Linked DNA regions of Homo sapiens: region 2 is linked to region 1. Evidence: read pairs that join two places in POLR2A ChIA-PET (ENCODE). Cell type or tissue: GM12878. All regions are shown on one strand. Links, peaks and the distances in the headings refer to the core of each region. The heading gives the core; the rest is flanking DNA.

Region 1 (5,380 bases), core at 182-5,181:
CCAGCAAAAAAGTTGGTTGTCGAGATGCTTGAAGAAGTGGTAGTCGGTCAGCGAGAGGTCAGGTAAATATGGCAGATGAGGCAAAACTTTGTAACCCAATTTGTTCAATTTTTGAAGCGTTGGTTGTGCGACGTGCCAAGAATTCAACGAGAAGAACTGGGCCCTTTCTGTTGACCAGTGCTGGCTGCAGGCATTGTAGTTTTCGGTGCACCTCATCAATTTGCTGAGCATACTTCTCAGATGTAATGGTTTTGCAGGGATTCAGAAAGCTGTAGTGGCTGGGCACGGTGGCTCATGCCTGTAATCCCAGCACTTTGGGAGGCTGAGGCGGGTGGATCACCTGAGGTCAGGAGTTCAAGACTAGCCTGGCCAACATGGTGAAACCCCATCTCTACTAAAAATACAAAAATTATCCGGATGTGGTGGCACATGCCTGTAATCCCTGCTACTCGGGAGGCTGAGGCAGGAGAATCACTTGAATCCGGGAGGCGGAGGTTACTGTGAGCCGAGATCGCGCCATTGCACTCCAGCCTGGATGACAAGAGCGAAACTGTCTCCAAAAAAAAAAAAAAAAGCTGTAGTGGATCAGACCAGCAGCAGACCACCAAACAGTGACTGTGACCTCTTTTTGGTGCAAGTTTGGCTTTGGGAAGTGCTTTGGAGCTACTTCTTGGTCCACCCACTGAGCTGGTTATCGGTTGTTGTATAAAATCCACTTTTCCTCTCATAACAAAATCTGATCAAGAAATGGTTCCTTGTTCTTGTGTAGAATAAGAGAAGATGATACTTCAAAACGATTTTTTTTTTTTAAATTTTCGGTTAGCTCATGAGGCACCCACTTAACCGAGCTTTTTCACTTTTCCAATTTGCTTCAAATGCCAACCTACCATAGCATAGAACAATTCATGTTGAGTTCTTCGGCAACTTCGCATGTAGTTGTAAGAGGATCAGCTCGATGATTGCTCTCAATTGGTCATTGTCAACTTCTGATGGCCAGCCATGCTCCTCATCTTCAAGGCTCTCGCCTCCCTTGCAGAACTTCTTGAACCACCACTGCACTGTATATTCGTTAGCAGTTCCTGGGCCAAATGCATTGTTGATGTTGCAAGTTGTCTCTGCTGCTTTATGACCCACCTTGAACTAAAATAAGAAAATTGCTTGAATTTGCTTTTTGTCTAACATCATTTCCTTAGCCTAAAATAAACATAAATAGCAAGTAATAAGTCATTAACAAAGAACATAAAGTGAGAAATTCCCATTAAAATGATATATAACATAACCACATTTATTTAAGAACGTATTCCAATACCAAACGGCAAATTCCAACACTGCATAAACTGCAGTTATTTTTGCACTCACCTAATACATCTGGTGGATATTTTTCAGCCCTTCATCCTGCATCCTTGAAACCTCCTTCGCCTGGCTTCCATCACACTCCACCCTCCTGCTAATCAAGTACCCAGCATTAAATGTTGGTGTTTCTTAGGTTTCCGTATTGGGCCTTGTTTTCATTACATAAACTTTTGAGGGGCAATTTTGTCTATGTCTGCAGCTTCATGAATGATGATCTGTATATCAACACTCCTAAATTTATATTCCTACCCTCTGAGCTTCAGCTGTTTACAGAACACCTCCAGGCGGGGTATCTCTCAAAGGATCTCTTGATTTCAGGTTGTTTTAGTATCTTTCCTATTTTCACTGGTTTCATGTTTATACTTTAGATTTTTTGTTTTAGTCTCTTATCTATAATTATAGCTTAAAATTATTATAGTTACAGATACATGAGTAGAATCTAGTATTCTGGTAGAAATATAGTGATACTTACAATTGTAGCATCAAGCTAAATTAGTTTTTGTGAACCAGTGATGTTTTGTGTAATTAGGAACTGTGAAAAATATAGTATATAACATCACTAGTCTGTTACTCAAATACTAGCCATGCAGGCCTCCTTAGACTTAGGAAACCACTTTATTTATAGTTCCTGTGTTTTGGTGGACTAGCAGTTATAGCCAATGATAGGAAAATACCGTATTTTACTATTCATCATGGTGTGATTGCAATACGTTATACTACTAGAGTGCCTTTCTGAGCAGCCACTGCATATCAAACTGTTATTTTCTTTGGGCTTCGGTTTAAAAAAAAAAAAACTTGGCACGTATCAAAGAGCAAAATTTTTTTGTTTCTGCATGTTTATGGTAACTTTTGAAAACAACATGGTAACTTTTGAAAACAACATTCAGAGCCTCTTCTATATCTGCAAGTAAAATAACATTTCAGGAGAATATATTAGTTGTCTGGTTGAGAGACAGAATTTCATTGCAAAATTGTGATCTGAGGAGTATAAGAATTATACATCAAATGAAAGTCCTATGTGAAATGAGACTGTGTACATTATGTAGTTCAAGGGCAGCATGTTCACTGAACTGCCTTAAAAAGTTTCAGTTTCACTAATAGAAACACATTTAGGCCGGCCGTGGTGGCTCATGCTTATAATCCCAGCACTTTGGGAGGCTGAAGTGGGCGGATCATGAGGTCAAGAAATAAAGACTGTCTTGGCCAACATGGTGAAATACATCTCTACTAAAAATACAAAAATTGGCTGGTGCGCGCCTGTAGTCCCAGCTACTTGGTAGACTGAGGCAGGAGAATCGCCTAAACCCAGGAGGCGGAGGTTGCAGTGAGCTGAGATCGCGCCACTGCACTCCAGCCTGGCAGCAGAGCGAGACTCTGTCTCAGCAACCAAAAAACCACATTTTACGTATTATCTGGACATAGTTTAAAAATGAAAACCTCAGCTTGTGGAGAATAAAATGAGGTAATGTTAGAAGTCATTTTGTAAACTATTGTGTGATCCAAATATAAAATTCTTAATTTTCTGCTTTCCCCAGCTTATATCCATCTTCTGCAAAACAAAAAAGGATCTTGTCTTATTTTTTAGTAACAAGTTGCTTATATAGAGTGTTGATTTCTAAGTGTTTTCACATTTATTTAAAATGAATAAAATTTAGTGAGAGTTTGCTCTTCCTGGGCCCTTTGCATTTAACTGTTTTTCCTTAATTGTGGAATAAGAAACTTCATTTTTGTTAAAGGTAATTAAGGCAAGTAGAGAAAGTCTGGGAGTTTAAAGGAGAATTGAAGATTCTTAACTCATGCTGTGCTTATTTGTAAATCTAAGGTGAAGAGTAGTCCTGACTGATTAGAAAGAGGACCAGGTTCTTGAGAAATTCCATTTCCCCACACAAGTTGCCTCTTTGCTGCTTTGGGAAGGAAGTCCTTAGGGCTCACTAGTGGTTGCCATTAGAGGCATGTTGTAGTCACTGAGTAGAACTTGAAACCTGTTTCTGTTTTGGGAAAAGTTTGTCTGGCTCAGCATCTCCTATTATCTCTAAGACTTGCTGATATATATATAAACCCAAGATATATATTACATATAAAATTGTTTTTCTTTAGCCTTTAATGACTTCTGACTTGTTCATCTGGAATTATGGAATGCATTCTTATGCCTGCCTCAGGTTCATTTCACTTCTGTTGATGTTTTGGTAATAAAAATGGTTTGGTGTTAATAGAGGTGTACTCCTAGACTCATTTTTATCAGATTTAATGCTAAGCATAAAACCTGCCTTTCCTTCCTTCCTCCCATTATGACCTCTTTGACCTCCCTTGATCCCTAAATCTGTAGCAGTGTTCTATACTGTAATGTCTGTACAACGTTCTATATTATTAAATAATAGAGACAGTACTTGTACCAGATTTGAATCAACATCTTATGAATTTTAAATTGTCAACACTTGGTACTTTGAAAAGTTGGTCCACTGGCCTAGAATCAACAAGGAGAGGAGGGAAAGAACTTCTCTGCCTGATAATTCAAAATCTAAATTATCCAAGCATCATCACCTGGGATAATAGTAGAGATGACAGTTCATGGACCTCTGGTCCAGACTTTCTGAATTAGAGACGGGGGAGTGAGGCCAGCAAGCAATCTGGTGTTTCTGAAGCATGAAGGTTTGAGAACTACTGGCATAGGTATTAATGGAAAGACCCAACTCTGTGAAAACATTTTAAAGAGGTTTATTCTGAGACAATATGAGTGACCATGGTCTGGGAAACAGTCTCAGGAGGTCCCAAGGAAATGTACCCACTACAGTCGAATTACAGTTTTAGGGAGGCAGGAGTTACAAAGTCATAAATCAATACATGGAAAGTATACATTGTTTCAAACCGAAAAGACACAGAATATCTTGAAGTGAGGACTTAAAGATTTTAGGTGGATTCAGAGATGAGATTCTGTAATTTGCAGTTGGTTTATAGAGTAAAGCTTTGTCTAAAAATTTGGATTCAGCAGAAGGGAATCTTATAAGAAAGTCTGTTAACCAATACACTGGGTTAGAGTGACCTGTAGGGGTGTGTGAGTTAACCCTTGTCTGGCTTGGCCTTAGGTCCTGTTTATAATTTGGTATCTTATTGTCACAAAAAGTCCATTCTGTTAGGTCCTATAATTTCTATTTTAACATTAATGCTGGTCAGTTTTGCCTAAACTCCAGAAGCAGGGGATGGAGAGATAAAATGAGGTGTATCTAGTCTTCCTTCCTGTCCAGGCCAAGAACTCAATTTTTCTAGTTTCTCTGGGGTCTCTGTAGTCAAGAGAGAGTCAGTTCAGTCATTTGGGGGGGATTTTATTTTTAGTTTACAAAAGCAGTGGGAATATCCTTCCAGATTCAGTTTTGTATTTACTCATGTAAAGAGACCTTGTAGTAGCGTAGTTCTGGATGAGTTTTTATGTTTTTATGTTTAGAGGTTCACAGACAGCATGGATCGTGAAAATCTGAACCCCAAATAGGGTGTGAGGAGTGAACCTAAGTTTGAATTCTCACGGGAGAAACCCACTTCCACTCGAAGTCAACACAGAGCAGACATTTCCTTATTGACGTTTCCTTCTCTTTTCCACTGGAATGACTTTTTCTTGTCTTCCTTTTTAAGTGTACTACTTTGGAAATTTTGACTACTTCATGTAGGGGTCTCAGTCATAAGGCCTTATCTTCTATTCCTCTTGAGAGCATCAAAAATACAAATTTGGTCTTCAGTTTTCCTCAGTTTCTGAGTCCTTGATGATTTCCCTTTTTTCCCCTGCATTTAGCACTGCATTTTAAAAGCATGTTTGTTAGCCAGGCGTAATGACTCAACACCTGTAATCCCAGCACTGTGGGAGGCCGAGGTGGAAGGATTGCTTGAGCCCAGGAGTTTGAGACCAAACTGGGCAATATAGTGAGACCTTGTATCTCCAAAATTTTTTTTTAATTAGCTGGTCATGGTGGTGTGCACCTGTAGTCCCAGCTACTTGGGAGACTTAGGTGAGAGCATCTCTTTAGCCCGGGATGTGGAG
Region 2 (5,380 bases), core at 160-5,159, 130 kb after region 1:
TTTCTTTCAGGGAAAAGAATTATATAGCTGGGGAACACATATGAGAAGACTTTTTGCTATTTAGCCTCTTGTGGCTTTTAATTTACATTTTTAATTTTTGTGAGGCAAGGCCAAGGCAGATGACTTGAGGTCAAGAGTTCGAGAACAGCCTGGTTTAGTTGAAACCGCGTCTCAACTAAAAAAATACAAAAATTAGCCAGGCATGGTGGCGTGCGCCTGTAATCCCAGCTACTTGGGAGGCTGAGGCAGGAGAATTGATTGAACCCGGGAGGTGGAGGTTACAGTGAGCTGAGGTCGCACCACTGCACTCCAGCCTGGGCAACAGAGTGACACTCCGTCTCAAGAAAAAAGAAAAATACTGTGAGGCAAAACAAATCATTCATGGTTTGTCAATTTATATTTATTTTACAAAGAACAGTAAATGTTCCATCTGGCAGTACTAAAATGCCTCGTACTTACCAGTTACTCAAAGGTTATTCTACCTAAACTGAGAGCAAGCTGGCCATATGAGTAAACTGAAAAATAGAACAATGTTACCTAAGGCCAGGTTTATAGACAAGCTTGCCTTCATCTTGAACTCACTGGCAATCTGAGAAACCCAATTATTTTTTTTTGAGATGGAATCTCACTCTTGTTGCCCAGGCTGGAGTGCAGTGGCAGGATCTCGGCTCACTGCAACCTCCGCCTCCCGGGTTCAAGTGATTCTCCTGCCTCAGCCTCCCCAGTAGCTGGGATTACAGGCGCCTGCCACCATGCCTGGCTAATTTTTGTATTTTTAGTAGAGATGGGGTTTTGCCATGTTAGCCAGGCAGGTCTTGAACTCCTGGCCTCAGGTGATCCGCCCGCCTCGTCCTCCCAAAGTGCTGGGATTACAGGCGTGAGCCACTGCGCCCGGCCGAAACTCAATTCTTGAAAGCAGCTTTTTGCATTCTCTCAACTCAAGACTGTCCATTGTAAGTACTGATGAAAAGTGATTGCCTCCTTACAAAAGGAAATTTACTTGCCCCAGGCTGGATTTAAATTTTAATTTTTTTAAAGATAGGGTCTTGCTCAGTCTTTCAGGCTGGAGTGCGGTGGCATGATCATAACTCACTACAGCCTCAAACTCCTGGGCTAAAGTGATCTTCCTGCCTCAGCCTCCCAAATAGCTAGGACCGCAGGTGTGCACAACCACACTCAGCTAATTAAAAAAAATTTGTTTGTAGAGACAGGAGTCTTGCTATGTTGCCCAGGCTGGTCTTGAACTCCTGACTTCAAGGAGTCCTTCTTGCCTCAGCCTCCCAAAGTGCTGGGATTACAGGCATGAGCCACCATGTCCAGCCAGATTTCTTGTTTTTATTTATTTATTTATTTATTTATTTTGAGACAAAGTCTCACTCTTTTGCCCAGGCTGGAGTGCAGTGGTGCGATCTCAGCTCACTGCAACCTCTGCCTCCTGGGTTCAAGCGATTCTTGTGCCTCAGCCTCCCAAGCAGCTGGGATTACAGGCACGCGCTACCATGCCTGGCTAATTTTTCTTTTTCTTTTTTTGAAATGGAGTCTCGATCAGTCTCCCAGGCTGGAATGCAATGGTGTAATCTCGGCTCACTGCAACCTCCGCCTCCCAGGTTCAAGCAACTCTCCTGCCACAGCCTCCTCAGTGCTGGGATTGCAGGTGCACGCCACCACACCCTGCTAAGTTTTGTATTTTTAGTAGAGATGGGGTTTCACCATGTTGGCCAGGCTGGTCTCCAACTCGTGACCTCAGGTGATCCGCCCACCTCAGCCTCCCAAAGTGCTGGGATTACAGGCATGAGCCACTGTGCCCAGCCAAAGTTGAATGTTTTTGCTAAATTTTAGGGCTCTTATAACTCTTTGTATATTTGAAAAGCTGATGGCCAGCAATTTCCAAAATTTTGCACTTTTAGATTTGATATTTCCAATATCTTTAAATGTTCTCATTCTACCATTTGAGTCATAATTAAAAGCATTTTAAAAAGTAAGATTTGTGGCTGGGCGCGGTGGCTCATGCCTGTAATCCTAGCACGTTGGGAGGCCGAGGTGGGTGGATCATGTGAGGTCAGGAGTTTGAGACTGGCCTGGACAACATGGTGAAACCCCGTCTCTGCTAAAAATACAAAAAAATTTGGTGGGTGTGGTGGCGGGCACCTGTAATCCCAGCTACTCAGGAGGCTGAGGCACAAGAATCTCTTGAACTGGGGAGGTGGAAGTTGCAGTGAGCCAAGGTCATGTCACTGCACTCTAGCCTGGGCAACAGAGGGAGACTGTATTTTAAAAAAAAAAAAAAGTAAGCTTTGCCCCAACAGTTTATAGAATATGTTACCAATTTTGTAATATACGTTGTGTATGTGTGTATGTATACACATACATACATCATATATATACACATCATATATATATATATTTAGATAGAGACTTATTCTGTTGCCCAGGTTGGAGTGCAGTGGCACCATCTTGGCTCACCGCAAGCTCCGCCTCATGTGTTCAAGTGATTCTCCTGCCTCAGCCTCCCAAGTAGCTGGGACTATAGGTGTGTGCCACAACACCTGGCTAATTTTTTTTGTATGTTTAGTAGAGATGGGGTTTCACCATGTTGGCCAGGCTGTTCTTGAATTCCTGACCTCTCGTGATCCACCCAGCTCGGCCTCCCAAAGTGTTGGGATTACAGGCGTGAGCCATATATTTATTTATATTATCATAGTTTATCCATGGAAGGACAGATAGGAAACCAGTAACTGCTTCCAGGGAAAAGAACTAGCTAGCTGGGGAACACAGATGAAAAGACTTATTGCTACTTAACCTCTTGTGACTTTTCAATTTTAAACCATGTGAATATACTACCTGATCAAAAATTTAGTTAATTAAAATTATTTTTTAAAACCTCCCCTTAAAAAGGCATTTTACCTTAATTTTATTTTTAAGATTTAACTTCTTTCCTTGAAAAAGCTTTGACTTTTTAAGGTTTTTTAGGTTTCTAGGTAACATTGTTGTATTTTTCACCATTTATTTATATGGCCAGCTTGCTCTCAGTTTAGGTAGAATAACCTTTGAGTAACCTGGTAAATAAGCATTTTAGTACTGCCAGATGGAACATTTACTGTTCTTTGTAAAATAAATACAAATTGACAAACCATGAATGATTTGTTTTGCCTCAGCAAATTAAATATTACCAACAATTTTTTCAGCTCAAATTTGATCACTGGAAGAAGGATTATATACAAGAACACTTACGACAACCATTTTTGGAAGAATATTTTTGTCTCTTTAAAGATTAGATAGTGCGGCCACGTGCGGTGGCTCATGCCTGTAATCCCAGCACTTTGGGAGGCCGAGGCGGGTGGATCATGAGGTCAGGAGTTCGAGACCAGTCTGGCTAGCATGGTGAAACCCCATGTCTACTAAAAATAGAAAAAATTAGCCCAGCATGGTGGCACATGCATGTAATCCCAGCTACTCGGGAGGCTGAGGCAGGAGAATTGCTTGAACCCAGGAGGCGGAGGTCGCAGTGAGCCGAGATTGCACCACTGCACTCCAGCCTGGGTGGCAGAGCAAGACTCTGTCTCAAAAAAAAAAAAAAAAAGATCAGATAGTGCTTGGGTCTTCTGAATATAACTCTCTTGGTGGAATGCCCGTTTCGTTATATTGTAAGTGTTTGCCATTGGGTGAAATTAGCTTTTACTGGGGATTATAAATTCAGAGTGGACCTAATGATGGGACCGTTTGCATGGTCACAGAATTTTAGCCTAAGAGAGTGTTGAGGTACCAACAGCAGAGGGCTACTGATGGAATTTCCAGTGAATTTCAGAGTTTACCCTCATCTAAAGGATGGCACCCCTAGAATTGGAATCCTTACTGAAGTGTCTCTGGATTCCTGATTACAAGTTCTAAATATTGATACACTTACTGAAACATGAACATTGAGATCAGAGTCCATGAGGTGAAATTTTATGTTGATTTAGAGAAGTTTAACATGTTCCAAGTCTGGCTCAGTGGTGTATGCCTGTAGTTCCAGCTACTTAGGAGGCTGAGGTGGGGGGGTTGCTTGAGCCCAGGAGTTCCAGGCTGCAATGAGCTATGATCGTGCTTGTGAATAGCTACTGCACTCTAGCTTGGGCAACATAGCAAGATCCCATCTCCAAAAATGTAAAAACTTTTTAAAAAATTCCATAAAACAAATCTCTTATTCCTTGCCCCTGATTTTACTTTTTGAATGGAGGGTATAGCATGGCAGGGAGGGATGAGCGAGCAGTGGAGCTGAGCAACAGTATATCTGTGAATGGGAGGGCCATAACGCTCAGAGCGAGGCAGCAACTGAGAAACGTGGGGGAGGAGGACCTGAGGTTTGTGTGAAGCCTTTCCAGAAAGGATGACACTTAGATGGAGTTTTGAAGGATGAGTAGAAGACCAGCAAGGAGGAAAGGAAGTTTTAGGAAAAAGTAGGTGGCATCTATAAAGGTATAGATATACGGAGATTCACTAGTTGAACTGGAGGCAGTTTGGTATGGCTGGCACTTTGGCACAGAGAAGGGTAATTTTAGGCAGGGAAGAGATGGTGGAAAGGAAGATCACTTTGAAAGTTTGTAGGAGGCCGGGCGCAATGGCTCTTGCCTGTAATCCCAGCACTTTGGGAGGCCGAGGTGGGTGGATCACTTGAGGCCAGGAGTTCAAGACCAGCCTGGCCAACATGGCAAAACCCCATCTCTACTAAAAATACAAAAATTAGCTGGGCATGGTGGTGGGCACCTATAATCCCAGCTACTCGGGAGGCTGAGGCAGGAGAATTGCTTGAATCTGGGAGGCGGAGGTAGTAGTGAGCCAAGCTCGTGCCACTGCACTCCAACCTGGGCGACAGAGTGAGACTTTGTCTCTAAATAAATAAGTAAGAAAGTTTATAGGAGACAGGCAAACCACTTGACAGCTGTTAAGATCGTCCAGACCTAAAATGAGGGACTGGACTAGGGGAAGTCCTTGTATGGATGAAGAGGAGGAGATAGATTTGAAAGATATTTAGGGGGTGGAATTGACAGCATTTTGGAGATATGGGGTGAAGAACAGAAAAGACAAGGATTTGAAGGCATTTGGATGAATGAAATTGCATAACTCAGAGAACAATTGAGGAGGAACAGCTTCCGAAAAGAAAATGAGTTCAGTTTGGGACACTGACTTTAAGGTGTTTATAGGACATACAGCAGGAGATATCTGATAGGCATTTGGAGTTGTCAGTTTTGTTGGCACTGGTGTGTAGGTACTAATGAGGGCTTGAAGGTCAGGTTTTTATCTTACTCATCTTTCTCCTGCCCAGCATTAATCACAATACCTTGTATTTAGGAAGTGTATAGTGTGAGAGTGAATAGCCTGTGTTCCTTATGAGACATGATCT

What was found. Peaks named below come from ENCODE experiments on the same cell type or tissue, not always from the same donor. Only the 100,000 strongest peaks of a DNase experiment are listed, where the experiment ranks them.
Region 2: POLR2A ChIA-PET joins it to region 1 with 5 read pairs; 5 of 35 experiments call an interaction of 5 or more read pairs at or near these places.

What each region holds. Positions count from the first base shown.
Region 1 is chr9:36,380,575-36,385,954 of GRCh38, reverse strand. The region is part of intron 2 of RNF38 (ring finger protein 38); the gene reads left to right. Among named protein-coding and RNA genes, the nearest start is that of RNF38, 17 kb to the left of the region's middle. In GM12878, for the core only: no CTCF peak of the experiment used is centred there; DNase peaks (open chromatin) are centred at 2,434 and 2,684; H3K4me3 peaks cover 789 bases; H3K27ac peaks cover 1,887 bases.
Region 2 is chr9:36,250,187-36,255,566 of GRCh38, reverse strand. All of the region lies in intron 1 of GNE (glucosamine (UDP-N-acetyl)-2-epimerase/N-acetylmannosamine kinase), which reads left to right. Among named protein-coding and RNA genes, the nearest start is that of GNE, 5.6 kb to the left of the region's middle. In GM12878, for the core only: no CTCF peak of the experiment used is centred there; no DNase peak of the experiment used is centred there.